Regions from separate parts of the Mus musculus genome. Here all the other regions are linked to region 4. Evidence: chromatin loops called from intact Hi-C (ENCODE). Cell type or tissue: left cerebral cortex. All regions are shown on one strand. Region 1 holds the start of Hook3 (hook microtubule tethering protein 3). Region 2 holds the start of Thap1 (THAP domain containing, apoptosis associated protein 1). Region 3 holds the start of Pomk (protein-O-mannose kinase). Region 4 holds the start of Ash2l (ASH2 like histone lysine methyltransferase complex subunit). Region 5 holds the start of Hgsnat (heparan-alpha-glucosaminide N-acetyltransferase). Region 6 overlaps Hgsnat (heparan-alpha-glucosaminide N-acetyltransferase). Region 7 overlaps Kcnu1 (potassium channel, subfamily U, member 1).

The links. Hi-C counts contacts between places; a loop is a spot of excess contacts. Peaks named below come from ENCODE experiments on the same cell type or tissue, not always from the same donor. Only the 100,000 strongest peaks of a DNase experiment are listed, where the experiment ranks them.
Region 1: it touches region 4 in a loop (2.3-fold over the local background); 2 of 42 quality-filtered maps call a loop at or near these places.
Region 2: a loop joins it to region 4, with 2.9 times the contacts of the local background. A loop is called at or near these places in 10 of 42 quality-filtered maps.
Region 3: it touches region 4 in a loop (2.5-fold over the local background); 13 of 42 quality-filtered maps call a loop at or near these places.
Region 5: it touches region 4 in a loop (7-fold over the local background); 15 of 42 quality-filtered maps call a loop at or near these places.
Region 6: a loop joins it to region 4, with 2.6 times the contacts of the local background. A loop is called at or near these places in 5 of 42 quality-filtered maps.
Region 7: a loop joins it to region 4, with 2.3 times the contacts of the local background. A loop is called at or near these places in 2 of 42 quality-filtered maps.

What each region holds. Positions count from the first base shown.
Region 1 is chr8:26,117,010-26,121,009 of GRCm38, reverse strand. Hook3 (hook microtubule tethering protein 3) reads left to right here and starts at 1,786. Exons shown (of 22, transcript NM_207659.3): 1 at 1,786-2,052. The coding sequence starts at 1,996. It overlaps Rnf170 (ring finger protein 170), which reads right to left and starts at 1,642. Exons shown (of 8, transcript NM_029965.4): 1 at 1,410-1,642; 2 at 447-570. In left cerebral cortex, no CTCF peak of the experiment used is centred here; DNase peaks (open chromatin) are centred at 1,595 and 2,321; H3K4me3 peaks cover 3,591 bases; H3K27ac peaks cover 2,065 bases.
Region 2 is chr8:26,155,253-26,159,252 of GRCm38, reverse strand. Thap1 (THAP domain containing, apoptosis associated protein 1) reads right to left here and starts at 1,084. Exons shown (of 3, transcript NM_199042.2): 1 at 732-1,084. The coding sequence starts at 802. In left cerebral cortex, a CTCF peak has its summit at 1,554 (motif pointing right); DNase peaks (open chromatin) are centred at 113, 611 and 1,113; H3K4me3 peaks cover 1,920 bases; H3K27ac peaks cover 1,446 bases.
Region 3 is chr8:25,992,624-25,996,623 of GRCm38, reverse strand. It overlaps Pomk (protein-O-mannose kinase), which reads left to right and starts at 2,503. Exons shown (of 5, transcript NM_029037.4): 1 at 2,503-2,537. Gm31402 (a long non-coding RNA gene) reads right to left here and starts at 3,330. Exons shown (of 2, transcript XR_378826.3): 1 at 3,061-3,330; 2 at 1-212. In left cerebral cortex, a CTCF peak has its summit at 2,463 (motif pointing right); DNase peaks (open chromatin) are centred at 2,496 and 3,121; H3K4me3 peaks cover 1,360 bases; H3K27ac peaks cover 971 bases.
Region 4 is chr8:25,838,875-25,842,874 of GRCm38, reverse strand. Ash2l (ASH2 like histone lysine methyltransferase complex subunit) reads left to right here and starts at 2,088. Exons shown (of 16, transcript NM_011791.3): 1 at 2,088-2,293; 2 at 2,800-2,863; 3 at 2,987-3,132. The coding sequence starts at 2,118. In left cerebral cortex, CTCF peaks have their summits at 2,353 and 3,570; DNase peaks (open chromatin) are centred at 1,553 and 2,053; H3K4me3 peaks cover 2,401 bases; H3K27ac peaks cover 1,588 bases.
Region 5 is chr8:25,974,239-25,978,238 of GRCm38, reverse strand. Hgsnat (heparan-alpha-glucosaminide N-acetyltransferase) reads left to right here and starts at 1,495. Exons shown (of 18, transcript NM_029884.1): 1 at 1,495-1,714. The coding sequence starts at 1,528. In left cerebral cortex, a CTCF peak has its summit at 1,510; DNase peaks (open chromatin) are centred at 991 and 1,508; H3K4me3 peaks cover 1,527 bases; H3K27ac peaks cover 520 bases.
Region 6 is chr8:25,947,143-25,951,142 of GRCm38, reverse strand. Hgsnat (heparan-alpha-glucosaminide N-acetyltransferase) reads left to right here. Exons shown (of 18, transcript NM_029884.1): 15 at 3,132-3,209. Among named protein-coding and RNA genes, the nearest start is that of Hgsnat, 28 kb to the left of the region's middle. In left cerebral cortex, no CTCF peak of the experiment used is centred here; no DNase peak of the experiment used is centred here.
Region 7 is chr8:25,910,023-25,914,022 of GRCm38, reverse strand. It overlaps Kcnu1 (potassium channel, subfamily U, member 1), which reads right to left. Exons shown (of 27, transcript NM_008432.3): 20 at 3,077-3,173; 21 at 215-439. Among named protein-coding and RNA genes, the nearest start is that of Kcnu1, 62 kb to the right of the region's middle. In left cerebral cortex, no CTCF peak of the experiment used is centred here; a DNase peak (open chromatin) is centred at 2,358; H3K4me3 peaks cover 822 bases; H3K27ac peaks cover 824 bases.

The sequences.
Region 1 (4,000 bases), 280 kb before region 4:
CCTCAGCCCAAGATTTTTCGAATCTATGAAACGATCGATTACATGTGATCATCAAGCAGTAGTCGATAAAAGGATCATTTTAAAAAATTTAATGCTGCCAGCGGTGGTAAGCCTTTGATCCCAGCAATCAGGAGGCAGAGGCAGGCAGATCTCTGAGTTTGAGGCCAGCCGGGTCTGCAGAGCAGGTTCCAGAATTGCCAGGGCTACACACACACACACACACACACACACACACACACACACAGCCAACCACGCAAGCAAAACAAAACAAAAACTCAATGTTTTTTTGAAATCCTAAAAGCTCAGCGAGAAAACCAACTTCAAATGGGAAAGAAGTCCCCAGGAACTGAAGAAAAAAAAAAAAAAAGTGAAGGTGTGCCCTGGGAAGATAACTTCTTCCCAGGCACTGCTAATCAAAGACTGCATGATCTGGTGGTTATGCATACCTTTGAATCCAAGATTCTCCTAGGACTCCAAAGCATATATCTTGTATCTTGTTGTCTTGGAAACGCCAATATCTTTGCATTAAGGTCGACTGTTTATTATAGCATTATTCTTAGACGCCCTAAGCTGGAACAAAGTGCACATCAATAGTAGAACGGGTACAAGGCTGTAGTCACACAATAGGATATTAGACAATCATGGGATTTTTGCAGATAATTTAATATTATTTAAAAGCCAAAGCCACAATACATATCCATTCATAAAAGTTCAAAATCAAACAAAGGAAAATTATACTACATGCATAGTCATCTGGTTAAAAAGCTAAAAGGGAAAGCTTTTAAAATAAAGTAAGTGCCTATCACAAAAATCAGATTAGAGATGGTATGGATGGAAGAACTCTTGGGAATGTGGCAATTCATTTTATTAATATTCCTCAAACATGTACTGCTACGCACTGTTCTGCATGCGACTTAAAAACGTATATGAAACCTTCTACAAGGCTTGTATTAAAAAAAAAAAATCGAAAGTCGGGCAAGGATGCACCTCAATGAAGCCAACTCCTAGCACAAGAAGCAGGCCTTAGGAACAGCAAGGGTCCTTACGCACTGGGGAACTGGCGTCCACCCTCTGTCACTTTGGGTAAAGTTTTTTGTGGGAGAAGGGGGCTCCAAGGAGGAACGCCGGGCTCCCCACAGCCGGGCCAAACCGGCCCCCAGCCTCCGAGACGCGCCCACGTCAGCCGTTCCACCTTCGCCCGGAGGGAGACTCTGGGCAGGCTCCGGCGACTCAGGGAAGGCTGCGCTCCGGCTTCCGGAGGGAAGCGGTGGGCGCGGAGCCTACCCTCGCGCGGTCCCGCAGCTCCCCCCACCGCCACCGCGCCGAGTCCCGCAGTCCGCGGGTCCCCGGCCCGCCCGTGCGGGGGCGTGGCCTGGCACACGCCCGCGGCCGGAGAGGGGGGCGCGTACCTCGTCGCGGCCGAGGAACTACCGGGCCAGTCGGCGGGTCGGCATAGAGCTCATTTCCGGGGACTACCTAGCTACTCCTCCCGTGCAAACTACAGGCGGCTTCTTAAGCCAGAGCGCCGGCGTCAGCGCACGCGCAGTGCGGAGCCCCGGCGAGGGTGAGCGGACTGGAGAGACACACAGACCGGCCGCCACCGCAGGGCCCGGCCGGGGCGCGCGCCCGCGGGCCTTGGACTGGCTCTGGGAGCGCGCCTCTAGGGGCGGGGCTGAGCGAGCGCGAGCGTGCGCAGTGGCCCTCGGACCTCGGGACTCGCGCTACGCGGCGCGGCGGGGCGCGGCGCTCGCGCAAGAGGGCGTGGGCTGGCGGCGCCGGGTGCGCGCAAGGGAGTGCGCGGCCCCGAGCGAGGGAAGGAGGGGCTGGTGACAGTGCGGAGCGATTGCCAGCGTCCGCGCCCCGGGAGCGGACGGACGGAAGAGAAGGTCCGCCAGACGCCCGGTCTGCTGCCTGACCCCTTCGGACTCAAACCCCGAGCCGAGCGGCCGCGGCTTCTGGTTGGTTGAAGGGAGACGCTGCGGCCACCCCAGGAAGATGTTTAACGTGGAGTCTGTGGAGCGGGTGGAGCTGTGCGAGAGCCTGCTCACTTGGGTACGTGGTGGGCAGCGGGCCGGTGGGAAAGCTCCGCCACCTTTTCGCGGACACCGGTGCTCGTCCCGGGGGGCGAACGCCCCGGGGCGACCTGCCGTCACATCCGGGGCTTGGGACGGGCGGAGCTGAGTAGCCGGTGCGGCCGCGTCTACACCCGCGGCCGGGTCAGGGTCAGCAGGGAGAGGCCGGGCTCAGGCAGGCTGGGCCCAGGGTCCAGGAGGAACTTGTCCGGCCTGAGATGTTGGCTGCTGTCCGAGAGGAAACCTGCCCGGTGGGGGCTAATGATGGGGTGCAGGCGACACTGTAATTAGGACTGTTTGCCTTGATGAGGCGCTGGCGTTTCGCTCCCAAGCTCCCAGTGATCCAAAGCGTTGGTTCTGCCTGGGCGCCCGGTAGAGGCAGTCGGGACCCCCTAGTTAAGCGATGCTGCTCGCCTTTGTTGTAGCGTTCAGCCAGGATGGAGTGTAGCCCCTTGAGGGATGGATGAAGCCCTGCCCATTGGAAAATAGTACATTGGCAGGGTGGATAGACAAAACATGAAGAATCACTCAGAGGCAAAACATTTAAAACGCGAGATGCATTTTGACTGTTATAAACGATGTGATGGTACCTATAAAAGGAACCAACGATAAAAATGTTGAACTGGAAAAATTGAGGGATTTCGTAATGGAACTGAAACACATTTTTAAAGCACCATGAGATTCTAATTTGGAATTGATGAGGGTTAAGGTTATCGAATTTTCAAGTAAACATGCAGGATTTTGTCAATAGTCATGGCTTAAACGGCCCTTTTCATTAGCTGGACAGTTAACCGTGTTTGTTTCTGGTTTTCATATGCTGGTTGGAGGTAGGTCCAGGCATATATGCAGAGCCATGGGATAAACCAGGAACATTCATTTTACTTACTGCTAGAAATGTTAGCTGTCCTTTTTAGAAGAACCCAGATACATTTACAGTGGCTATTGTGATACATGTTAATTTTGTTTGCTTATTGGGGGAGATGGTAGTATTTGGGCCTCCTGCATTTTAAGGGAAGGCTCTACCACTAAGCTGTTCATCTCCTGGTCTTAGTCACTTTAAAGGTAAAATGCAAATAGCAAAAAATTCTACTGAACAGTGCCTTAGGTTAGAGGTTCAGATCTCTGGAAGGTAACCATCACTGTTTTGTGCAGGAACACTGCCGAGAAGTTTGAGAACTGTTAACTTAGGTCGGTTGTAATAAATGTAAGAAAAGTAGAATCTACAGATGTGTGTGCATTTGAGATAGGATCTTGCTATGTGGCCCATTTTGACCTCAAACTATGATCTTGAATTTGTAGCAGTCTGCCTGCATCACTACACCCAGCTTGAAGTTTTGTTTTTGTTTTTGTTTTTTTATAAACTGGGTATGTCATTAATCTGATTGTGCCCTTTGAAGCAGCCTTTATACAATGGAGACCTTTATGGTTTGGTTTTGTGTTAGATCATTCTTGTAATTTCAGATCACTGGAAATAGTGCATAGTTAACATGCTCTGTAAGTTCCAACTTCAAGCCTGAAGCTAGACTTCACTGCTATGCTTCAGATAGAGAACGGCGATAGGTGACACGACAGAGCTACACCTCAGCCAAGTTTCAAATTATTCTTTAAACCAGGAAGACTTTTGAAAGGATGGGAAATGTTTCGTGCCCTGTCAGTATATAACAAGCTAGCCCAACAGAATATGCTTAAACATTAAACCTTATCCCCTCTTCCTTCCCCCTGAAGCAAGATGTATTCCTACCTGATAGGGTAAACAAAACAAAACACAAAAACCTATGGCATTACATCTGTCAGTCCCCTTTTAAAAAAATTCCCCCTTGTGTAACTGATGTGTGCACATGGGCACAGTTGGCAGCATATGCATATGAAGGTCAGTGGTCAGCTTTTTGGAATTGATGCCCTCTCCATGTTTTCCAAGCAACGAACTC
Region 2 (4,000 bases), 320 kb before region 4:
AGCCATCTCTCCAGAGTATTTTTCACCCTGGCTTCTTGATTGCTGCACCCACTACAAGAACGAGCCCTGACGGCTGTGGGGGTAAAGCTGGTATTCGCTCACATTAACCTTCACCACGGCAACAGAGTCAAGTGTGTGCTATCGTCTCGTTCTTCCTGTGTGTTGAAAGACAGGGGTTCATCTCGACAATACCAAGAGCCTCCTCTAAAGCCCATGGATGCTAAAGGTTGGTTCTTTGACGCTAGGACTTAAGAGTCCTCCCTGGCATCCCGGTCAGCTGCCCTGCTTCCTTCCCGGCATCCACAGTGAGGTCCGAAACCTGTCCTCCTCCCCCTGTGCGTTCCCAGCTCGACTTCCTCCCTATGTGCCACGGCCACGCCGCGGCTTGGGACGAAGAGGTACGCAGGGCTGCGAGAGGCTTCTGGGCGTCGCTCGCTCGCTTGCCCGCCCGCCGGAAACCCTCCGCGAGCGCGAAGGCGCGCGGTCTCAGCCCCCAGCGGAGGCCAAGACCAACGGAGACGCCGCGCGCCCGGGATGCGCAGCGGGGGCGCGCAGCCACGGGGACGCGCCCCCGTGGGTCCCCGCCCCCGCCGGCCCGGCCCGTCCGCCGCCCTGAGCGCCCGAGCGCCCGCCCCGCCTCCTCCAGGTCTCGCGCGGCCACGCGCCGGGCTCCGCCCCCACCCGCCCGCGCGCCCCTGTCGCCGCGGCCGCGGAGCACGCCAGTTACCTACTTGTGGAAGGAGACGGGCTTGTCCTTGTCGTAGCGGTTCTTGCAGCCGTAGGCGGAGCAGGACTGCACCATCCTTCTGGCCCTCCACACTTCCCTTCGGCCCGGGAGGCAGGCGAAGGGGGCCGTCGGGGTCGCCGCGCTCGGCCTTGATAACGCTCGCCGCTCTCGGTGGCGTCGGTCAGCAGTTACGGGGACGATCACCTCGCCGTGGGGTGGGGGTTGGGGTGGGGGAGTGACTACCCTGTCCGTTGTGGGGTTTGCTTTAGCAGAAGGACCACAGCTGTCGCCCGTCTCCCATCTTCAAGATGGCGGAGGCAGCTTCAGCCTCACCTCTCGCGAGGACTCGGCTCGCCGTCTCTGATTGGCTGAAGGTAACGTTCCCAGGGAAGCTGACCATTGGCTGGGGCGAGGCGCGCCTGTGGGGCGTGGTCAGCAGTGCGGAAGTGGGTGGGCCCTCTGCGCCTTGGCCGGAAGAGAGCGCGTTTGTTTGGGATCCTGACTGCAGTCGTTCTCGTAGTGGTGACTGTCGTTAATTTGTCCGGCGTTTTCTGCTGCAGCTTGATAAAGAACGGCCTGTTGGGTCCGAAAGCCTGCAGGAGAACGTGGAAGAGCTCGTCCCTGGCCATACGCAGTTTTTTTTTAAAGGGGGGGGAACCAGCAGATGCGTGGATTGTACAAACCTGTGGTCCACGTTCAGAATCCAGGTGACCGTCTAACTAGACAACGAGGACAAACGCGCATTTCATTTCCTCTAAGCTGGGAAGGAAGACCTTTTTTTTTTTTTTTAAATGTATGTGAGTACACTGTCGCTGTCTTCAGACACACCAGAAGAGGGCATCAGATCTCACTGCAGATGGTTGTGAGCCACCATGTGGTTGCTGGGAATTGAACTCAGGACCTATGTAAGAGCAGTCAGTGCTCTCAACTGCAGAGCCATCTTTCCATCCCTACAGTGCACTTCTGAACGTTGTTACCTTTGTGTAGGCGCAGCGATTTTTCAAGCTGAAGACAAGTGTTACAGGCTTGACCCTCTGTAGTTTGGAGTGTGTGGCGCATTCTCTCCCTTATAAACTATTTTCTGTACCCTTAAATATTGCTTCTCTTAAGGATCTATTTAGTGGCTACCATCTCTAGAACTTTGACTATTGAACCCACATACCATCTTTTCCTAGCTCGTTTTACTTGAGCACACATGGACTTGCCTTCAGAGTTATCAGGTATATGGTTTAATACATTCGCCAACTACTTAAATCTGAAATCCTGGTGTCACTGAGATAAAACAAAAAAACTAGGCTTTAATTCAGCAGAAAAGAACACTTGTTGCTCTTGCAGGTGACCCGGGTTCGATTCCCAGCACCCACAAGGCAGTTCACAACCATCTATAACTCCAGGCAGCTGGGCACCAGGCACACATGTTGTGGGTCAGAGGACAGTTTGTGGGAGTGGGTTCTCTCCTTCCACCTTGTGGGCTCTGGGACCTAACTCGGATCATTAGTCTTGATGCTAAGTGCTCTTATCAGCTGCTCCTAGGACCCCTTCCTCGAGACTTAGGTTAACCTCATAGAATAGAGAGGTTATTCTCTCACCACCATCCTTGAATTCAAGTACTCACAGTCTCAACTTTTTGTCAGTCCTAGTCTTCAGCTTTCTCTCTGTCCCTCATAAAAACACTGCCAGCCCCTTGTTTATAAAGCTTAGACATCCCAGGATACCTCTGTAGTGAATAAAGTCCAAATTGCTGATGATGGCAGCATAAGCAGCAGGTACTCCTGTGTTTGTACCATCTTCCCCTGCTTGTCCTTACACTCCTGTAACTGCTCAGATAGGCAGCTTTGCTTGGCCTGGGATGCCCGTCCCCTGACTGCTTCATCTTTCCTTAAGATGTATCTTGTGTGTTTTTTTCTGTCAGGTTTGCCTTATACCTTTTTGTTTTGGTGAAGTTGTGTACTTATGTCTGTAATTGTGTGCTGTAACATCTCTGTCTCATCTGACTGGGGTGCTGGGGAGGCTGGCAGCATCTTACTGAACCTGGTAGCCTCAGCAGCTCTGGTTGTCACAAATTAGGAGACATTGAATTAAATGGACCTAGAAACTGTACCTAAATTCGTTTCAGAGAAGTAGCTATATATTAGGAACACCAGAAGAGTGGTTTATTAACATTTTATAGGGTATTGATACTAGGTTCTCTACTTTAGTCCACTGCAAAGAAAAAAAAAATCATGATATGGTTAACAGATGGTACCCCAAAAATAATTTATGTAGTTACCTTAAACTCTGAACACATCATATGGCTTGTTATTTATTGAAAACCTGTTCTGTACTTCTGAGGGGCTATATAGTGAAGATGGGTGGTATAGTAGTCTGCCTTACTAGTTATTTTACTAAGCTAGTGTTCTGTAGTGAGAAGAAGGAGAGTCACACAGAAATTCGAAAAATGCTGGAGGAGGTTGCAGTTATTAAAGATGAGGCTAGGACTGGCCTACTAGAGGAAGCAACTACTGAAAGATTTCAAATTAGCTGTGAGGACATCTTCTGTACCTGGTGCCATGAGGCACGGGAAGCCCACCTCCCGAGGCCTGGGGATCCAGCCTGTTCAAGGAGAAGCAGAAGTGTGTTGGAGTTGCTGAGTGCAGTGGCTTGGGGGACAAGTAAGAGGAGAGGTTAGAGGATAAGAGCCTAAGGGGTTCTGCAGGCTGATGTAAGCTGCTGGTTTACCATGCTGAGGTTCTTGTGCTGAGCAACAACCTGTCTCCACAGTCAGCTTTGAAGCAGAAGGGTGATGCAGGTTTAAATACACTTCAAGTTCAGGCTTGGTAGCACACTCTTGTAATCTCAGCCTTCACAAAGGAAGGGCAAGAATTGTGCTGAGTCTGAGGACTACCTGGTCATAGTGAGTTCTAGCCAACCAAGGTATACAAAGTCAAAACCTATCGAAAAAATAAATTCTGCTGTGTTGAGATGGGAGTAGGGATGTGAGGTGTAACGTGGGCGGTAAGTGATCATTTATCTCGTTCATTAGTTCATTTTCCTATATTATGCCCCCATATGGGCTAGCATGTTATTTACAGAACTGTTAGTGAGGCATATTAGTGTATCTTCATAGAGCTTATTCTATAAAGGGGAAAGTAGAATAAAAGTGTAAATTAAGGGCTGGAGACTTTTTTTTTTTTAAAGTATAAATTATACTAAGGTACCTGAATAAGGGTAACTAAGGGTAGGTATCCCATGCAAGAAACAAACATTTGAATGTTAATCAGAGGATGGAATGGA
Region 3 (4,000 bases), 150 kb before region 4:
TAATAATTTTAAAAACACACACAGACAAGAATCTGCCTACGTCCACAATCGTGCTATAGCAATGAAGCAGGTTGGGCCTGGGGAGGGAGGCAGGGCGAGCTGGTTTGGGCTTCCTCAGAGTCCATTTCCACTGGGTAGAAAGGAAGGCTTTACTGTGTTCTGGTCCTGCAGTTTTTGGTTGGCAGTCACATATGCTACTGTGGTGCAGGTGGCTGGGAATAAATAAGGAAAAGGCAGAAGTGAGAACAGGGATAGAACAACACAGAAATGAGGGTTTCCTCTACTTCCTGACTTAGGAGTCTTCTTTGCTGCTCCGTGGTTAACTAGAGGACTTCCAGGTTTTAGCCGTACTGAATTTAGGTCAGGGGAGAACAGAGCAGACATCCCCTGACCAGATCCATGCTGCTCCAAATGCCAGTCTTCCTTGACCACACAAATAGCTCTACCCTTAATTTTGCTTGGATTTTGAAGCTGTGCTTTATGGAAGTTTCCCATCTTTCTCGGAAGTCCCCTCCCCATCTTTTGTTGAAATCACTGTTTTATTGGCTTCCGGGGTGTGAGGATAGCATGGGCTCCTGGAGTCGATCCAGGTGCCACAACATTAAAAACATTTTTAAAGCATGGGATTGTTTCCCACCCTTAGCCATTGTCTTAGTTAACTTTCACCTTGTAATCAAATTCTCTGACAAAAGCAACTTGTTACTTTGTTTCATTATGCCAAGGGCACACAGGCTATCATTTCAAGACGGATACAGCAGCAGACAGTGAGTGATTTGATGGCTGCCCCATGGGAGATTGGCACTCAGACCCAGGAAACAGAGCGTGAACAGGAAGTAAGGCCTGTTAAGGAATCGCATCCTCTAACAGGGCTCCACTTCCAAAGCAGCCTGCCCCGCAGAGGACCACGTGGACCTATGCGGGATGCTTAGCATCAAAAGCACTACATCCATGTGCCATGAATAGCTCTTCATGTCAGGATGCATCATCACAGCATCACCTAATGTCACGTTTATTTGGTGTGTGTGTGTCCATGCGTGTGCATTTGGAGATCTAAGGATGACATGGTGAGAATCCTTCTCCCCTCCCCTAGGAGGGGTCCTAGGAAACTGAACTTAGATGGTCAGGCTTGGTGGCAAGCACGCTGACCTGCTGGCCATCTCTGTGGCCCCCTGCAGCATCATCACTTATTATAGCAAACTCTATATAACACACCTCCTGATTTTAGTCCTTTTGTAACAGGTTGCTTTGGAATTTATTTTATGTGGCTGGGTGTTCTGCGTGCTTATATGTCTGAGCACCACGTGTGTGCAGTGCCCTCAGAGGGCAGAAGCGGAGGAGGTCTAATCCTCTAGAACTCAGTTACAGGTGGTTGTGAGCTGCCAAGTGGATGCCAGGAACCCAGGTTCTCTGGAAGAGCAACCAATGCTCTTACCTACTGAGGGGGTCTCTCCAGCCCGTATCTGAGTCATTTTTAAGTGTTTATTTCAGTGGCATCCAATATATTCACATTATTTTACAACCATTACCTCCATCATCACCAGAAGTTTTAAAGCTTCACAAACTGAAACTATTCATTAAACAGTGTTCTTAATGGTGTTTTTTATATAATGCCTATAATTTATTTCTGAAATACTTGCTGTTATACATCCAGGTATATTTTCTACTATAAATAGCCCTGGTGCTGGAGAGATGGCCCCACAGAACCTGAGTTTAGTTCATATAGCATTGGTATCTGGGGGACCACAATTACCAGCAAGTCTATCTATCACTCCTGGCCTTTGAGTTCTCTGGCACACCACACACAAACGCATTTGTCAGTCTGAGAAGCAAAAGTTGCTTACAGGGATTCTTTGAAGGGAGTTTTGTCGGTTCCTCTAGTGCTTCCTAGATCAAGATTCTGGGTTCTTTAGCATGCTTAGAGTTTGGATAATAAACATAGATGGTTTTTGTTTTTACCCACACACTGTATGTTTTGATTTCAAATCTGGAAAATAAATCAGTTTAGAAGTAGATGATATGTCTGATTTTCCATTTCCCAACCTTACCCCTCCCATTTCACTTCCAGTACTAATACTAGTGTAGCACGCTGAGACCTTCCAGCCTTCGCATGACTTGAGGTTTGGCCCTGAAATCTGTGACGCGCAGCTTGGCGTCTCAGGCCAAAGCTCCAAAGTCACATAGTTTTCAAAGCCAGAGGCATTATCAGTGCACTGAGCCTCACTCTGCGATTTGCTCGTGTTGCTTTTCTGAGGATCACTCTTTGGCAGCCACCGCTTTGCAGAGAGTGTAGAGCTGTAGATCAGGAAGCAGCCCCTCTGAGGTCCCCAGTCCCAGGCTCAACCTTGCTGTTGCAGCCTGGCCTTCACCAGTTTGGCTAGAGGAAATGAGGACCAGGGTATGGATGACCGCGCCTACGCTGGCGCGGGCGTCCACTGTAAGGCAAGAGGCGGCCACCAGGAGGCAGCCTCACGCTCGTCTCCGACCGCTTCCGGCCGCGCAGGCGTCCTGGAATGCGAGCCGGATTTGGTGGTCGCCAGGTAGGCTCCGGGGCGTAGTGAAGCGGGACAGGGTTCTGTGGGGCCTTTCCAAGCCTGACCCTCCTGAGCCCCCGGACCCAATCCCAAAGTGGATCCTCTCATGGGGATCATGAAAACTAAACCGGGTACTGGTGCTGGCTCCTCCCGTGCTTACCGCGCACCCCTCCTCCGGGTGCACCATGCATTCCCTTTGGATGCTCACCACGCAACCCCTCTCCCGGTATCCATGGTATCCCAGTACCATGCACCGGGAGCTGCTATTGAACCATGTGAGCGGAGGCTGTCCGCCATGCTCTCGCTTTCTCTCCCCCTCTTTGTTAAAAACCAGTTTTAGACCTTTAGTAAATTTGATGCCCCCCGCCCCCACCTTCGCCTGTCCAAACTAAATAACATCCAGACTGTTTAAATAGTTATCGGGAAATGAAATTTAGTCTGAATTGGGTGACACCAGCTCCTTCTCGAATTGTGTAAAATATTCTGCATATTGGCAATTCATTTAGTTGACTTATTTCCCTTGACTAACCTAAGCAGTCGACATACAGCAGCTGGTCCTTTTTCACCGTTATCAAATAGCCTTGGTGTTTAAACAGTGCCGGAAGTTCCCGCTCTGCCGACCACACATACTCACTTCTTTAAGCTCTGGGCTGCCTGGGCGGTCCACAAGAAACAGGTGTGTTAATCGATTGCCAAGCAAAGAGGGTTCCGCATAGATCTGATAGTATGGATTCTAAGGCTGGAGAGATGGCTAGTGGCTAACAGCACTCGTTGCAGAGGACCTGGGTTCAATTCCCTAATAGCTCCCCACTGTCCATAATTTCCGTTTCAGGGAATCCAGCACTGTATTCTGACCTCCCTCGGCACCAGGCACACATAGCACATATTGTACAGTGTGCATGCAAGCGAACACTCCTGTGTATAAAATAAGTAGATTGAAAAATATGAATTCTGGGTTCCTGCAGCATTTTGTCAGTGTTGCTGGCCTTTCTTGCTATGGTCAGCTTTTAAAGGGGAAGGATTTTCTTGGGCTCAGCCGTGGGATTCTTTGCTTATGGCCTGTGGTCATTATGCTCGTCGTGGCGGGAGAGAGCGGTGGAAGAGAAAATTGAAGAGGGGAAGACCATGATGGGAGAGGTCATCTTACTTCCTGGCATCCTGGAAGCACAGAGACACAGGCTGAGGGCCCAGTGTCTCCTTCTAGGTCACGTGTTACTGACAGAAGCTTCCTTGTAGCAGACTCTGCCTCCTCGAGGTTCTGCTGCTGTCTGGTAGTGCCAACAGCTGGAGACCAAGTCTTTAATGAATGGGCCTTTGGAGGATGCTCACCCAGACCATAGGGGACTGAACATGCATATATGGTACTGGAGTATGAGTAGTGGGTGAGAATTTTTTTTTTTTTTTTAAGATTGTAAGTACACTGTAGCTGTTTCAGACACACCAGAAGAGGGAGTCAGATCTCATTACAG
Region 4 (4,000 bases):
CCTTTTCTCTCTCTCACTCTCACTCACTCATTCTCTCTGAGATTTATCATGAAGGCATGCTGGATTTTGGCAAAGATTTTTCTGCGATCACTTGAGATGGCCATGTGGTTTCAGTCTTTAAATCCACTTATTTATTGACTTAATATATTGAACCATCCTGGCATCTCTTGAATAAAGTCAACTTGCTCATGGTAGATATTCTTTTTTTAAGATTTATTTATTTTATTTATATGAACACACTGTAGCTGTCATCAGACACAGCAGAAGAGGGCATCCGATCCCATTACAGATGGTTATGAGCCACCATGTGATTGCTGGGAAGTGAACTCAGGGCCTCTGGAAGAGCAGTCAGTGCTCTTAACCACTGAGCCATCTCCCCAGCCCCTAGATGATCTTGCTTTATAAATAGCTGTATTCAGTTTTCAAATATGTTATTCAGGGGTTTCCAACTAGTCAAAACGCAGAGATTGGTTAACTGTGGGGTACCCAGTCCCAGTGGGTATATCTCCAACATCATACCTAAGGCTCAGAAAACATTGAGGGAGAGGGGAACAGAGAGACTGTAAAAGCCAGGGGACTGGGACCTGTGCCATGAAGTGATGGCTATCAGGAACGACCCATGACGTCACAACAATATGGCTGCCCAAATGAGATCTAACTATGGCAATCCTAATAGACATATTAACATGGAAGGGGGAAATCTCTAAAAAGTCATGCATTTGAGAGGGTAAGGTGGGGCATGGGGGGGGGAGGATCGGTCCCCATTCACACAACAGTTGTTATGATGTCTAGGGAGGCTTGGGAGGTGAACGTTTGCTGGTGGAGGTAAGTCACTGGGGGCAAGCTTACACGAAAAAAGTGAAGCCGCTTCCTTGAAGTTCTCCCTGTCTGCTTGGTGATTCTGATAGAGAATTCGAGCTCTCAGCCTTGTCTGATAGTCACCATTTCAGATCCTTGCTGCCTTATCTCCCCACCATCATGGATTCTTATCTCTTTGAACCCCCCTCAACCAAGATCCCCCCTCCCCTTGCTTAAGATATTTTTGGTCATGGCGGCACTTTCTCCTAACAACTGCAAAGTATCAATGATCTCTAATCCCTAAGTGTGTTTGTTTTAAAACAGCAAATTTATGGTCCGTGAGATGGCCCAGTGGGCAAAGGCGGCACTTGCTTGCCAAGCCTGAGCTAGATTCCTAGAACTCACATAGTGGAGGGAAAGAAAGCTCTTCTCACCATATTGTCCTCTCACCTGTCCAGTGCACTATGCCACATACATGCGCACACATCCGTAAAGCGCACACACACGCGGAGGATGGGGGTGAGGCGGCAGTTTCTATTTTGCTAGGGTTTAGAGCCCACCCATATGCTTGCACTCAGTCCAGGGGTTTAGCTACCAGCAGACATCCCTTTCTTACTCGTTTCTGCCCTTCTCGCTAAGGCCCAAACCTTGCTGAATTCTGTCCTCTGCTAGCACTCTCGCCTGGAGCTCTACTTCCCTCCGTGAACTAGCAATTCGTGTTCCTCGAGCGCACAGCACTTCTAGCCTCCTCTGGCCAGATGTTTCTTTTCCTAACGTCTTTTCCACCCACAACTACCTCGGGCTCTCTGGAATCAGACCTCTAGTCTCTCCAAAAGCCGCCTGGAAACGGGGCTTCTGGCGGCCAGCTACGCAGTTACAGACGCTCCCGGCAGGTGTGAGCCAGAGTGCTCCTTTGTTGTTGTTTGGAAGTTTCCTACGTTTTAGGGTTTTAGTATGATCGCCTGCTCCGCACAGTGTAAAGGGGAGTCTCTCACATCCTCATATGTGCCGTGATTTCCACTCTTAGCCACGACTATGAGCAGGCGTTTTGAATAATTCAAGTCCCAAGAGGAAAGCAAAGGACAGACCTCCTAAGTGGCTCCCTTCAAACCTGGGCAATCCGAGTTGCGCCCTGCCTTTTTCTTTCTTCCTTTCTTTTTTTTTTTTTTTCTGGCCTTAAAGCGGCGGACTCAAAGTGCGTCCTTCCCAAGTAAGTGGCGGGCCCCCCAACAAAAGGTCTTTCCCACTTTAAGAGCGCCGTGCGTGGCGGCAACTCGCCGCATAGATATATTCTCGCGAGAGCTTGGGAAGGAGCAGCGATGGCGGCGGCTGGAGCGGGTCCTGGTCCGGGAGTCAGCGCCGGCCCTGGTCCCGGAGCCGCTGCAAGTGCCACAACGGCGGAGGACCGAGAGACAGAGCCGGTGGCCGCGGGGGCTGGCGAGGGGCCGTCAGCCGCCCCGGGAGCGGAGCCCAGCTCCGGAGAGGCCGAAAGTGGGTAAGGCAATCCACTCGCAGCCCCGGGGACGCGCGAGGGCCCGCCCCTCGTGGAAGCCCGCGGCTCGCGCCGCCCGGTGTCGCCCTCCGGATCCAGGTCCCGCAGCCAACGGCTCGGCCCGCCCGCCCACCCGGTACCCTCCGCAACCCCGCTGGCTGCTTGCTTGTGGACTCCAAGCCGCTCCTCGGCTCCTCGGCTCCCATCAGCACCAGTGTGAGCCAAGAGCGTTTCCCCCTCTAGCGCCCCGGAAGACCTCGCTGATCCCTCTTGCAATGCTTGGTCCTGAAAGCACTGAGGACGGCAGCCTCCCGTCGTTAGCCCAGTGCACTAGGAATCCCTGGGCCGCGAACACATTTGTCTTGCTTGACAACCTCCCTCCTAATACTCAGGATTGTTCTCTCGTGGGCATCCCGTTCAGGACATGAAAAAGATATACCCTCCGTATTTGGACCATTGTGTTTTTCTGTTTAGGAAAGGCCATTTTGATGTTTGTCTTTTCATTATAGGGATGCAAACTTGGTTGATGTAAGTGGTCTGGAGACAGAATCTTCTAATGGAAAAGATACTTTGGTAAGTATTTCCTCTGAGGCCTTTGGAAGGCGAACTAGATTTGGTTTTAAAATGTTTAATCTATTTTTTTTTTTTTAAAAAGTAGTCAGGCCATTTGATTCTCTTATTGCCCTGTGGCTCCAGGAAGGTACCGGAGACACTTCAGAAGTGATGGATACCCAGGCGGGCTCTGTGGATGAGGAGAATGGGCGGCAGTTGGGAGAAGTGGAGTTGCAGTGTGGGATATGTACAAAATGGTTCACCGCTGACACCTTTGGAATAGACACGTCGTGAGTACATTTCATGGCCTTCTAGACAGCATGATCCTGGAGAGATGGCTTAGCATTTTAGATCACTAGTTACCCTTTCAGGGGTTTGGGCTTGATTCCCAGTATTCACATGGCAGCTCAAGGAACCCCAGTTCTGGGGTGGAAGGGGAAATTATGTAATCATATTTCTTTTTTTTTAATTAATTTATTTATTTTATGTATATGAGTACACTGTAGCTATACAAATGGTTGTGAGCCATCATGTGGTTTCTGGAAATTGAACTCAGGACCTCTGCCCGCTCTAGCCCTGCTTGCTCCAACTCTGCTCACAACAGCCCAAAGATTTATTATATGTGTACACTGTAGCTGTCTTCAGACACACCAGAAGAGGGTGTCAGATTTTTGTTAGGAGTGGTTGTGAGCCACCATGTGGTTGGGATTTGAACTCAGGACCTTTGGAAGAGCAGTCAGTGCTCTTAACTGCTGAGCCATCTCACCAGCCCTGTAATCATATTTCAATCTCAAGACAATTGAGAAGTATTTTTAAATATACCGAAAAAAAGTCAGTAGGTAGTATTTTGTGCTCACTCTAACCCTATCCAGTGACCAGATGCTGACTGAGGAGTTGCTTGCATTCCTTTGGCATGTTCTGAAGTATTGAGGTGAGAGTGCTATTAGGTATGAGTGTGGGCATCGTCCTTGCTTTTGACCTTACAGGCTGATTGGGAAGGAGTCTGTGCAATTAGAAGAGATTATGTAATTAAGTTTGCGATAATGTATTCTGTGTGTTCTGGGCTTGGTATTTACAGTGGGCAAGACCTGTTGTCAGTAACATTTGAAGGTGTGGTGTTGAGTCGTGGTGTACTTGCCTGCTGCGTGCAAAGCCCTG
Region 5 (4,000 bases), 140 kb before region 4:
CCTTTCCTCTTCCTCCTTCATTTCCTGTGGGCCAGTCTTTTTCAGACTAGCTAAATGGATAAGATTGTGAAGTCGGGCTCTAGCCACTCCCTGAGCTATAATAAAAACCAGATTCATTTCTATCTCGCTGTGTTTAAGTGTGACACACAGAGCACACCCTTGATCGAGAGGAAAGTAGTTTGCCTTGTCCAGACACTTCGGGTGCAGTGATGGTCTCTTTCTTTGTGACCCAGAACATATTTCTAACATATTGTGGGGGAGTCCACCAGAGAAGACTACTTGGATATGGGTTTAAGCCAATAGGAAGTCCTTATTAGCTGGTGAACTCTTTAGCACAACACTATACCCTGTGTTGCAATACTCTAGTTAAAAAGAACAGTTAGCCAAAAGCCAAAACCAAGGTTATTATCTTTAGAGACTTTCCCAGAACTATGGGTTTTGATGGATTTAGGCCTTTGTTTTAGTTTTGGTGGGTGCTACATTTTATATGCTGATTATAGAACATGAATGGGTCTTTCACTAAGGCAGTTGTGCTCCAGTCTGGGGATCCATTACAAAGAAATATTAAGAAACATGTTCAGAACTGGATTCAGTGACATTGGAACCTGAAACTTTTCAGCACAGGGTGTTTTGTTTTGTTTTTTCTTTTTTCCATTAAATCTTGGGATCCATTCTATACGTTATAATTTTGACCACTGTTGTGTTTAGTAACAAAAGAATGTGATTCTTTAAATGAGGTTGCTGGTATGTTTCTTTGCATAGTTGAATTTGTAAATGAGTCCATCAAAAAAAGTAAATAAACTCATTACAAAGCTAAGTGCAACCAGTTTCCCCTTCATCATCCTATGGAAGCCTCTCACAGGTGGAAATGGGAAGATCTGTTGTTCATTTCCACTGCTGCATGGCGCGATGCTGTCTCGTTGACGGCCATTCAGATTGCCCACACGATTTTGCAACTACAATTTTATTACAAACATCATGCCTGCCCTCTTTCGCGTGTGATGGTTTCTCCCGGAATACAGACAGCAGTGTGGTTTATAAGGTCCTCATCCCTGGACACCTTAAACTTCCACAGACTGGCAGCAACCTGTGCAAGGCCAGAAACAGGAGACCTTTTAAGGGGTGTATCATTCACTCTAGGTAGTGAACGCCCAGAGTTTGTGCGTGTAAGGGGGAAGCTCTGTAGTCATTTTTACTAAGGACTCTCCTAGAAGGTGAGTAACACGTATCTGTACGTTGAAAGGCTAAGATGCAAGAATTTAGAACGTTCAGGGAATGGTGAGGGAGTGGATGACTGGGAAAGCAAAGACCACTCTTTTGCGGTTTTCTCCCGATGGGACAGAAACACTGTGCAGAGGGTAGAAAACAGCCTGGCTGCCCTCCTATGGTGGACACTAGCTGGACGCATGCTTTCCCAGCTGGGCGGGGCTTAGGAAGCTTCCGCGGGGCGTGCCTAGGAGGGAGCGGCCCCGCCCTCTCCCCGCCATCCCCTGCGGGACAGGAGCGGTGACGCCACGGGAGCGGGCGATGACGGGCGGGTCGAGCTCGCGCAGGCGCCGGGCAGAAGAGCGCAGCTCGGCTGCGGGGACAGAGCGCAACTCCCGGAGAGAGGCTGTGGGAGGCATGGGCGCGGGCCCGGCGCTGGCAGCGCTGCTGCTGGCCGGGTCGGTGCTGAGCGCCACGCTGCTGGCCCCCGGCCGCCGGGCGGAGCCAGGTGAGCGAGCGGCCCCCACGGCTAGGGGTAGCGGGGACCGTGCGTGGGCCTGCCCCGGACCTCCCCACGGCCCGCGGGGCGCAGGACTTGAGCGTCGCGCCCGGTCCACGCTGGGGTGGACCGCAGTGCCGGCGTCGCAGGAGCCGCGACCCGGGTCTGGCTTCCCAGGTTCAGTTGAAGGACCTTGGGGCTGGGTGCTCTGTCCGTCTCCGAATTCACCAGGGGGAAGGGTGAAAAAATAGGAATTCTGGGACTTCTCTTGACTCAGGTCTGAAGGTTCATAGGGTCCCGCAACTCCATTTCACAAACTCCTATCGAGAGGATAGTTTGGGTCGAGGACTGAGGCAAGTGAACACCCACTTCTACCCCAAACCCCCACCCCTTACCTTTATGCATTGTTTGGGATAGGGCCTGTCACCTGGCAAGGTATGTCACCTGCCTTTTTCCTATCCATCTCATCCCCTTTTCTGTATAGAAATTGGAATGTGGTGCCTGTGTTGAACACCCCTTCAGCTTCCAAACTTTAAAAAAGACATTGAAACAATGCAAAAAGCACGAAGAACGGTGTGAGTTACAATTTGCAATTACAACCCGTCCTTGGGAGGAGAGAGTTAAAAGAAAATCCTGCTGAGTTTGGGGTCTGGCCAGGGTGTTTGAACTTTTCACTGCTGCTCTTATTTGAAGCTTCCTGGGGGGGCAATTCTGACGTTCAGCTAGGCCTGAGGGACTCTACATGCTCCCAAATTATATAGTAACAATGTCAAGCTCTTTCTGAGCCTAAAACCCACATGGCAAATCTAAGCGTAAAACATACTACTAAAGACTAAGAAGTAGAAATCCAGCCATTCTGTCCAGGAAAGGATGCTGTTGTATAGGGTGAAGAGTAGTTGCACAGGGAGTTACTCTCACTGGAAAAGGAAGACTGTCAAGAATGAACGGTAGGTAGCCTGGATAGATGACTCCAGCTTAAGAGAATTGGCTGCCCTTTGATACCACCTACCCATGTCAGGGCACAACCACATATGACTCAAGTTCTAGGGGTTCTGATGCCATCTTCTGGCTTCTTTGGGTACCAGGCACTCATGTGGTATGCATACATACATACATACATACATACATACATGCAGGCCAGGCACCCAAACACATTTTAAAAAATTAACAGGAGGAATGAAAAAGAAAATTATGACAGATCAAACAAATAAACAAGCAAACAAAACCCCTAAGAATACCTAGGTTTAGGAAAGCCGTTAAACGAATATTCCAAAACTCACAGGATATGTAAATGGCTGTGGTGAGCTTTGGGAGGACATGTTCAAATTGCTGTTTTCTCTTTATCCAGCTGAAAGATGAGGGAGAAATCCAAGGGCTGGTGGAGGCCGGAGGGACAGAGCAGATACGCTTGCGTCCTTTCTGGAGTGTGGTAACCTAGGAGTTAACTACTGCCCCTGACTGAACTCCACTCCTACCTACCTCCCAGCAGGTCGGACCTAAAGCAAGTTGGTTGGTCTCTCTAGGTCACACAGTGGTGCCTGCCTGGAGCACCAGCTACTTGGGAGACTGAGGCAGGAGGATATCTTGAACCCAACAATTCAAGGCCAATCACTGCAGTGCAGAGAAGTCCCCACAGGAGGGGGAAAAAAAGACTAATCTATCGTATAAGACTGTTAGGATGTGGCACACAGTAAGACAGTCATCCTTACCAGCTACGAGTCTATGATCTCTGCAGATGTCATACTCCAGCCCCACCGAAAAGGACTGGAATTTCACAGTACTTTTGAGATGGTATTAACATTTTTGAAAAGCTATTTTTGGGGAAAAAAAATCTTTGCTCACAGATGTTCATTCTTTTTTTTAAAGACATCTTTTTTTTAAGTTTTATTTATTTATTTTGTGTATAGGAGTACACTGTCATCAGACACATCAGAAGAGGGCATCAGATCCCATTACAGATGGTTGGGAGCCACCATGTGGTTGCTGGGATGTGAACTCAGGACCTCTGGAAGAGCAGTTGGTGCTCTTAACTGCTGAGCCAGCTCTCCAGCCCCAGAAGTTCATTTTTAAATGCTGTGTGTGTGTGTGTGTGTGTGTGTGTGTGTGTGTGTGTGTGTTTGTGTGTAATGTAAATGTGTTGTCAAGCCTAACTCTGCTTGAGTTGAGTCCCTGGAGTCTATGTGGTGAGAGGAGACACCCCAGTCCTAAGTGAGTGCCAACTTAATGATGTCATCAAGCAAGTACCTCTTGATTGAATGCTGGAGCAGGGAGTCTTAGTGCCCTTCAGTCTTGTCA
Region 6 (4,000 bases), 110 kb before region 4:
GTATTCATGTTCTAATTTGCCTACCAGGATGGAACTTGTCTAACATTCGTGTCTTCAGTTACCCATGTACGTGTCACTTTCTGCCAAGTAGTGTGTCAGTTCCCAGGGAGGTCTTAAGAACTAAAACCACAAAATGGACGTCTCATTCCAGACAGCTTCTTCTGTTGATGCAGGTGTCTCTCTGATGTTGGGTCCATCCCAGGGGCAGCCAATAAAGGCAAATACAATACAAGATTATACTTAGGAGCAGGGAGTGTTGCTGGGTGGTTGGCTCATGCTGGTTCTGGCCCAAGCTTGTTGTAGATGAGTCTACCGACTTCTCTGGTGATTAGTTTCCAAGGGCACGGCACAGGACAGAATATGTAGTCAACTTAAGCATGAAAAAGTTTCCTGGTAGCCTAGCAGTGCTGGTCACGCCTTTAATCCCAGCACTTGGGAGGCAGAGGCAAGAGGATTTTTGAGTTCGAGGCCAGCCTGGTCTACAGAATGAGTTCCAGGACAGCCAGGGCTACACAGAGAAACCCTGTCTTGAAAAACCAAAAAAAAAAAAAAAAAAAAAAGGAAAGGAAAGGAAAGAAAAGAAGAAGTTTCCTGGTAACAGCAGAAGCAACATAGTAACAATACAAAGTGGAAGGCTCAAACAGGTAACACTTACCTAGGCCTTGACACAGGTGCTTGCCACCATGCCTGACAATGGCCACATTTCTAATTCCTGCACTTGGAAGGCTGAGGCAGGACGACTCAGAGTTTGAGACCAGATGGGTCACAGAACAAGACAAATGAAAACAGACGCTATGAAAGTGTCCATGTGGAGTTTTCAGAATGTTTCAACATTGCTAACATGAAGAGGCCACCAGACAACAAAACAGCAGAGATGGACTAACTCATAAACAGCAGAAGTTGCTTCTCAGGCCCCAGCTCAAAGTGCTGACAGGTTCCTTTTCAGACAGGGGTCCATCTCTGCTTCCCAGCATGCAGCCTGTGGAGGGATGAGCACTGTGCCACACGGGGTGGCGCTTACAAGGATGTGAATGCTGAACTTGCTGTCGCATCCCTTTGTAAGATCATAAAGTGTATTCATACGTGCAGAGATCCACACTGGCCCCAGAAGGACCAGACCTCCTTCCCGTCCCAACACCTTCTGAGTTTTCCTTGTGTGAACTTAGGAAAGACACAGACTTCCAGTCACAGCCAGCTATGTAAATGGATCTAAAGCATGCGTGTCTTATGCCCCAAATCAAATCTGGTCACTCTTGGTGTCCCTCGTGCACTTCTGTATGATTCAGAGCAGGCTAGATTTCTCTACGCAAAGTTGTCCTCTCTGGCGTTTGAGTTTATTCTTTGAGGGAACAAATTGGAGAGTAGAAAGGCTTCTACAGCAGGCCAGAGACCATTCTGTGATGGAGAGGGTATCCTGACCATGCAGGCAGCCATTGCAAGGAGTCTGTGGAGTACAGGATGTGGCTGGAGTAAGACCAAGAGCCTCAGTTTTTAATTTTACTCCAGTTAAAATTTAAATGGCCACACATAGCTAGTGGTGGTCCTATTAAATTGTATGCTAGGCAAACCCCAGCCTGCTAGAGCAGTTGGGTTAGCGTGGAAAAGTTTAGGTACAGGTTCACAGCTACACTGTGTACAGTTAGGGGATTAAATAATTTTCCACTAATGGGTTGACACCCTGCCTCTATCCCTGTGGTGCTTAGATTCTGTTTTTATATACACACCTTCTCTCTACACACACGCTAGGCAAACCTCAGCCTGCTAGAGCAGTTGGGTTAGCGTGGAAAAGTTTAGGTACAGGCTCACAGCTACACTGTGTGGATTTGTGTCTAGCTCTCATGTGCAGGCTGGGTGACACTTGCTGTGTCTAATTCCAGGGGTGTTATAAGGATGGAATATGTTAATTTATACAAAACCCCCAAAACTAGCACATAGGCAGCACTGGTACATTTCAGCTACTGTTATAAATGATTAACACTGTATCCTTTGATACTTTCAAAGCTTGACTCTAGTTCAGAGAGTTTTGTGCAGCGCCCTGTCTGAGGTTTTAGTTTCCCCGGCACCCAGTTCCGTTTTGCTCCTATGCATCTTGGGTAGTGCCGCCAGACCAGATACTTTGTAGCCAAGCTAGTCTGACCTAGTTTCTTGTCACCTAAATGGGTGTTACTTTTAGTTTCCATCCTGTTGCTGTGATAAAACACTCTGTGGGAAAGTGATTGAGGGGAGGAGAGGGTGGTTTCACTGGCAGGTCTCAGCCCTTCATTGAGGGGAGTGAGGGTCTGCAGGAAAGCAGGAACTTAAAGCAAAAGCCCTGCAGGAAGGAGGGCTGCCAGCTGCCTGCTGTCCGCTGCCTGCTGCCTTACTTGCTGGCTCACGTGTGCTCAGGCAGCTCTTCTATACATCCAGGAGCACTGACCCAGGGATAGCGCTGCTCACAGTGGGCCCTGCCCTCCTATATCAATTAGCAATCAAAACAGTCCCCGGCAGACATGCTGACAGACCAGTGTGATCTAAGCAGTTTGTCGAGATTGAGGTTCCCTTTTCTCAGGTGACTTTAGGTTGTATCTGGGGGCTGGTGAGATGGCTCAGCGGTTAAGAACCCTGTCTGCTCTTCTGAAGGTCCTGAGTTCAAATCCCAGCAACCACATGGTGGCTCACAACCATCCATAATGAGATCTGATGCCCTCTTCTAGTGTATCTGACAACAGCTACAGTGTACTTAGATATAATAAATAAATCTTAAAAAAAAAAAAGAAAGAAAAAAAGGTTGTGACTAGGATAAGGGGTAACTTTCCTGGACTCCCCAAAACCTCTGGGAGAAAGCCCCTGATCTGAGTGAGACCTGCTGAGCCCCCTACCAGCCCCATTATTTCATTTCTCATCCTACTGTGGCACTCTTGTGCTTTAACAAGTTTCTGTGTGTGCTTTCTCCTTCACCCGGAACATCCTGCCTGCTCTAATGCTCTGTCTCCACCAGGGCACAGGGGTCAATTTGCATTCCTCCTTATATCCCCAGAGTCTAGAACGTGTACTTAGCAAATAACTCTGTGTGCTAGATGGTTAACTCGATGAAGATAGAAACAAGAATTCACCTTAGGTGACTCTCTTGGTCATATTGTTTTCTTCCCCAGGCAGGAAAAATACTGGTGTATTACAAGGATCAGACGAAAGCCATCCTGACCCGATTTGCCGCCTGGTGCTGTATCCTTGTAAGTAGCCAGCCTTCTTTACTCTGATTGCTATTCTTTTTTTTTTTTTTTTTTTGGTTTTTGGTTTTTCGAGACAGAGTTTCTCTGTATAGCCCTGGCTGTCCTGGAACTCACTTTGTAGACCAGGCTGGCCTCGAACTCAGAAATCTGCCTGCCTCTGCCTCCCAAGTGCTGGGTTTTTTTTTTTTAAAGATTTATTTATTTATTATATGTAAGTATACTGTAACTGTCCCCAGATACTCCAGAAGAGGGCATTAGATTTCATTACGGATGATTGTGAGCCACCATGTGGTTGCTGGGATTTGAACTTGGGACCTTCGAAAGAGCAGTCTGTGCTCTTAACCACTGAGCCATCTCGCCAGCCCCACCCCCACCCCCGATTGCTATTCTTAAAGCCAACGCTTGTTTAAGAAGAAATGAAGTGTTGAGCAGTCGCTGGCTCGGCATGACGGGGAACAGTTGTCTTGAATAACAGGGTTCACAGAATAACATCTTTAAAAATGATTTCTATTTCCTGAGCCTGGACCCCAGAGCCTGGTGTGTGCCAAGTAACACACTCTACCACTAAGCTACGCTCCTAGTCCCAAGGAGGACAACATCTTTATATCTAAATTCTCAGGCTTAGTTTCTTAGAAAACTATATTACATAAATAAATAGCATAGTGTTCGATATCAAACACTTGAATGATGATTGCTGGAGAAAATGTGTAAGGGAGCCGGGCATGGTGGCGCACACCTTTAATCCCAGCACTTGGGAGGCAGGGGAAGCCTGGTCTATAGGACAGGCAAGG
Region 7 (4,000 bases), 71 kb before region 4:
CTCTCACGTTCGCTTGCCCAGAGCATAGGAGGAACTCTGACCGGATGTGGGCTCCTCCCTTCCCCCACTTTCCCCTACACACACACCCAGTTAGTTCCCAACAGGTAAACAATTTAGCTGCTCTGTCACATAGCAGGTGCCGTATAACTGTAAACTATAAATGTTATTACTATTGTTAGTAATACTAGTACTCTTATCCTCATGTGATACTTACAGGCATAATGTGTATCTTGGGAAAGTTTCGGAGAAATCGCCATTCTCTCTGGAAGTACTCCAGAGACCCAATAAAAACAATGTCCTTCAGCTCCTGCCGGGTGTAGTTGCTGGCTCTCAGGGGCATCACGAAATTCCGAAGCCCCACCAGGGTACATTGGGCATCTCCAAACACGCATACTACAATGTGGTTCTGAAACTCGTGTTTTGCCTTCTCACTTCGTTTCTAAGGATACACATGCCAGAATCAGGTTAAGGTAAGATATATATATATATATATAATAGTATATGATTAAATAAAAAAATCAGAGACCTCCAAGTCCCATTGCTAAACCTATCTGTTCAAGAGAACCTGGGAAGTTATATTAAACTGTACATCATGTTGCGGTGTTCAATGGGTTCTCATAGTGAAATTTCCTTTTCATGTATCAAGAATGGTTGACCCTCAGTAAATTCATATGATTACATCTAATATACTGAACTGACTTGACAAATTCTTTACCAAGTCAAGGAAATCCATCATGAAGTTAAACCACTCGATGCTCTTCTGATGTTCAGTTCCCAGCACCCACCTTGGGCGCCTCACAACTGCCTGTAACTCCAGATCCAGGGTACCTGATGCCCTCTTTTAGCCTCCATGAGTACCCACACACATGTGGTAGATGCATGTGCACACACACACACACGCTTAAAGAAATCATATTTTAAAACTTCATTTAATCCCAAATATTTAATGTATTTCATGCTATTATCAATAGGCAAATTCTCTATATCTCTAAATTGGAAACAAAATGACATGTAAAAGACACGTTTAGATTAGGATTTCCCCCAGATTCTTAGAGACACTAAAAACTACAAAGTTACTGAAGACAAAGAGTGATTTCTCTCAGAGAACAGGCATCTCTTGTGGCAGTGGGAAGTGACAGAGGACTAGGTGACAATGTAGCAAAGAGTCTTGACTTTGTATTCTGCCTGTCTTAGCTGAGCCAACTGCTCTAACTTTTGTGGCCTTCAATGTCTTTAAATGTGCAAAGTTGAAAGTAGAGCACTGTTCAATGGATATTAATCAAGCTCAATTTTTATTAAGCTCCTAGGTTGTTTATTTGTGTGCTAATTTAAAATATTTTATAAAGATATTTCATTACTTTATGTTTTGTGTATATTGCCTACATGTGTGTATTATGCCCACAGGTCAGAAGGGGGTATTAGATCTCCTGGAACTGGAGTTATGGACAGATCTGAGACATCAGATAGGTACTTGGGTCCTCTGAAGTAGTCGTGTTCTTCACTGCTGAGCCATTGCTCTAATGTGTGTGTGTGTGTATGTCTGTGTCTGTGTTTGTATGTTTTGAGATAGCATCTCACAGGTAGCCTTGGCTGGCCTAGATCTCATTATGCAGATCAAGCTGGCCTCTAACTCAGAGGCCCACCCATCTTTGCCTCCTAAGTGCTGGCGTTAAAGGTGTGCCCTACTACCCCCTCCCCAAAGCTCAGAAATTTTTTTAAAAAGAGGACCCCTGAATGTTGGTAGAGACTGAGTTAAATGTATTTAAATTTCACATGAGTAATGAAGCCTCTAATGAAATCTCATGCAACATGCCTGAAGTCTAGCAGTTGCTCTTCTGGGGAGAACTGAACAGCTAGAAATACGATCCACAGCAGACTTCATCTACAGACACAGCCCTGGAAGCCCCTTTCTCCAACTGACAATGGCAAACTCTATCTCCCAGTTAAGAGAGATTGTTTGTTAGACAGTCCTTTGTTCAAATTAACCTAAAATGAGTCCTTTACCTTTGTACAAGAAGAACCAAGTTCAAAGTCCAGTTTTTAAACATCTGGGCATTCCATTCCTGGGAGGAAAAATTCAAAGCCCTAAGCAATAATAAAAGCAACAGCAAACACTCGCTCTGAGCTCCATGCATTCTATAACTAGCATTGTAAGGGAGGTAGAAAGATTTGTTTGTGTGCTTAATGAGTGTGATCTAATAAAAGCCCTCTCTCCCACCCCCCACCCCCACCCCGCTCCCTGCTTCTCATCAATGTGCCCATCTGGATCCAACCTCTCAGCTTTTCTTAAAAACCTGCTCTCTGTTGAAAACACGTCTGGCTTCTGCTCCGTGGATGTTTACTGAGCATGCTCCGTGGATATTTACTGAGCATGCTCCGTGGATGTTTACTGAGCACGGATGGAACTGCTGAGATACTGGTTTGGCAGCTGGAGGAGTCTTCCTGCTGCTATCACAGCTCCGAGAGAGTAATGATTCTGATCAAATAGGGGGGGTCAGGTTTTATAAATATTGGGACATGTCCTGTCAGGATACTGGCATTGAACCACCGAGATGGGGTATAGGGGGAATGGTATGTGTACTTAAGTGCTTTTGAAAATCAAGGAAATAGTTATAATTATTAGGTAGTTGTAGATGGGAAGGGTATCTGCTTGAGCGCAGAACTACAACATCTACAAGGCTCAGGGTCAGGGGTGAGGGGAGGCAGCGTTTAACAGATTCCTCTTTTTTTTTTTTTTAAGTGAATGTGTTAAGTTGTAAACATGTACACTGTAGTAAATATGTTTATCTGGCACCTTTAGATTTGCTAGGTTTCAGGAAAGCATTGTCAGAAGTCATTACTTCAGATAAACCGCTCAAAGAAGGACCTCATAGGTAAAGCGACATGCATTTTAACCCCAGCATACCGCTACCCAGTCTTTGTGTCATGCCTCGTGGTCGGTGATGTGTGTGGCTGATGTATCTTTCCTTCTGAATTAATGGTTTACAAAAGAGCCGAGTGCTCCTTATGATGCACAGGTCATTCTTCACCCTCCAAAGGACTTCTGTCACTGGGACTCTGAGGTGTGGTGACCTACCAGAACCACCTTGTCCAAGGGCATTGCTCTGCACCAGTGAAACATGCCACTGCTGTCCAGCATGTCGGTATCATCCACTGTGTCGTTTGTCGTTGGTCTAAGCAGAGAGAGTGAAGAGAATGTTCAGGAAACATGGGTGATAACGCTAAGGTTGGAGCCATAGCTCATTGACCTGCTCCAGTCACATGGTTCCTTCTAACCCTAAGGGAGCTGGGAGCATATTGATGTATAGCTAATAAATTGCAAAGCTTCCACTTAAGGCTTAGGTTAGAGGATGCTCTTGCTCGAAATACGCCAACTCTCCCATATATGGACTGGTGGGACACAGCAAATTAGGTCCAGAGAAACGAGAGACACAAGGTCTGAGGTAGAGAGAGTCTCCCTGTGGGAGACTGCACTGCTGGGACCATAATCAACGCTGAATTCAGTGGCCAGAATGGAGAACGTGAGCGGAGCCATGATCGCCGAACCTGGAGAGGCAAATGGACGTTCATCCCCCACCCCACCCTCTCTCACGTGGCCAGGATCATGGGCCGTGCACAGCTGTGACTGGATGCAGCAGAGACAGAACCCAGCAGGCAGGGAGAAGAGTGAACCCAGCAGGCTATGGACGGTATAGCAGAAAAGGGCCACAGGACCCTGATGTGGAGAGATTGAGCATGTTCGCCCTCTCCCCGCCCCCACCATTCCCAGCCAAGCGGAAATGCAGGAGCAGCAAGGAGAAGGTTGAATGTGGCGGAGGCTGAATGCCGTCACCGGTGAGGAGAGTGGGAATAGCATCAGAAAAGGGGTCCAGGAGATCGGCAATGCTCACCGCCTCCCCACCCCACCACTTCCGGGAGGAACAAGGAATCAGGACCAAGGGAAGAGCCCCCAGACCGTACAAACAGCCCCGGAAGTGGCACGTGTCTGCTGCCTCTCTAA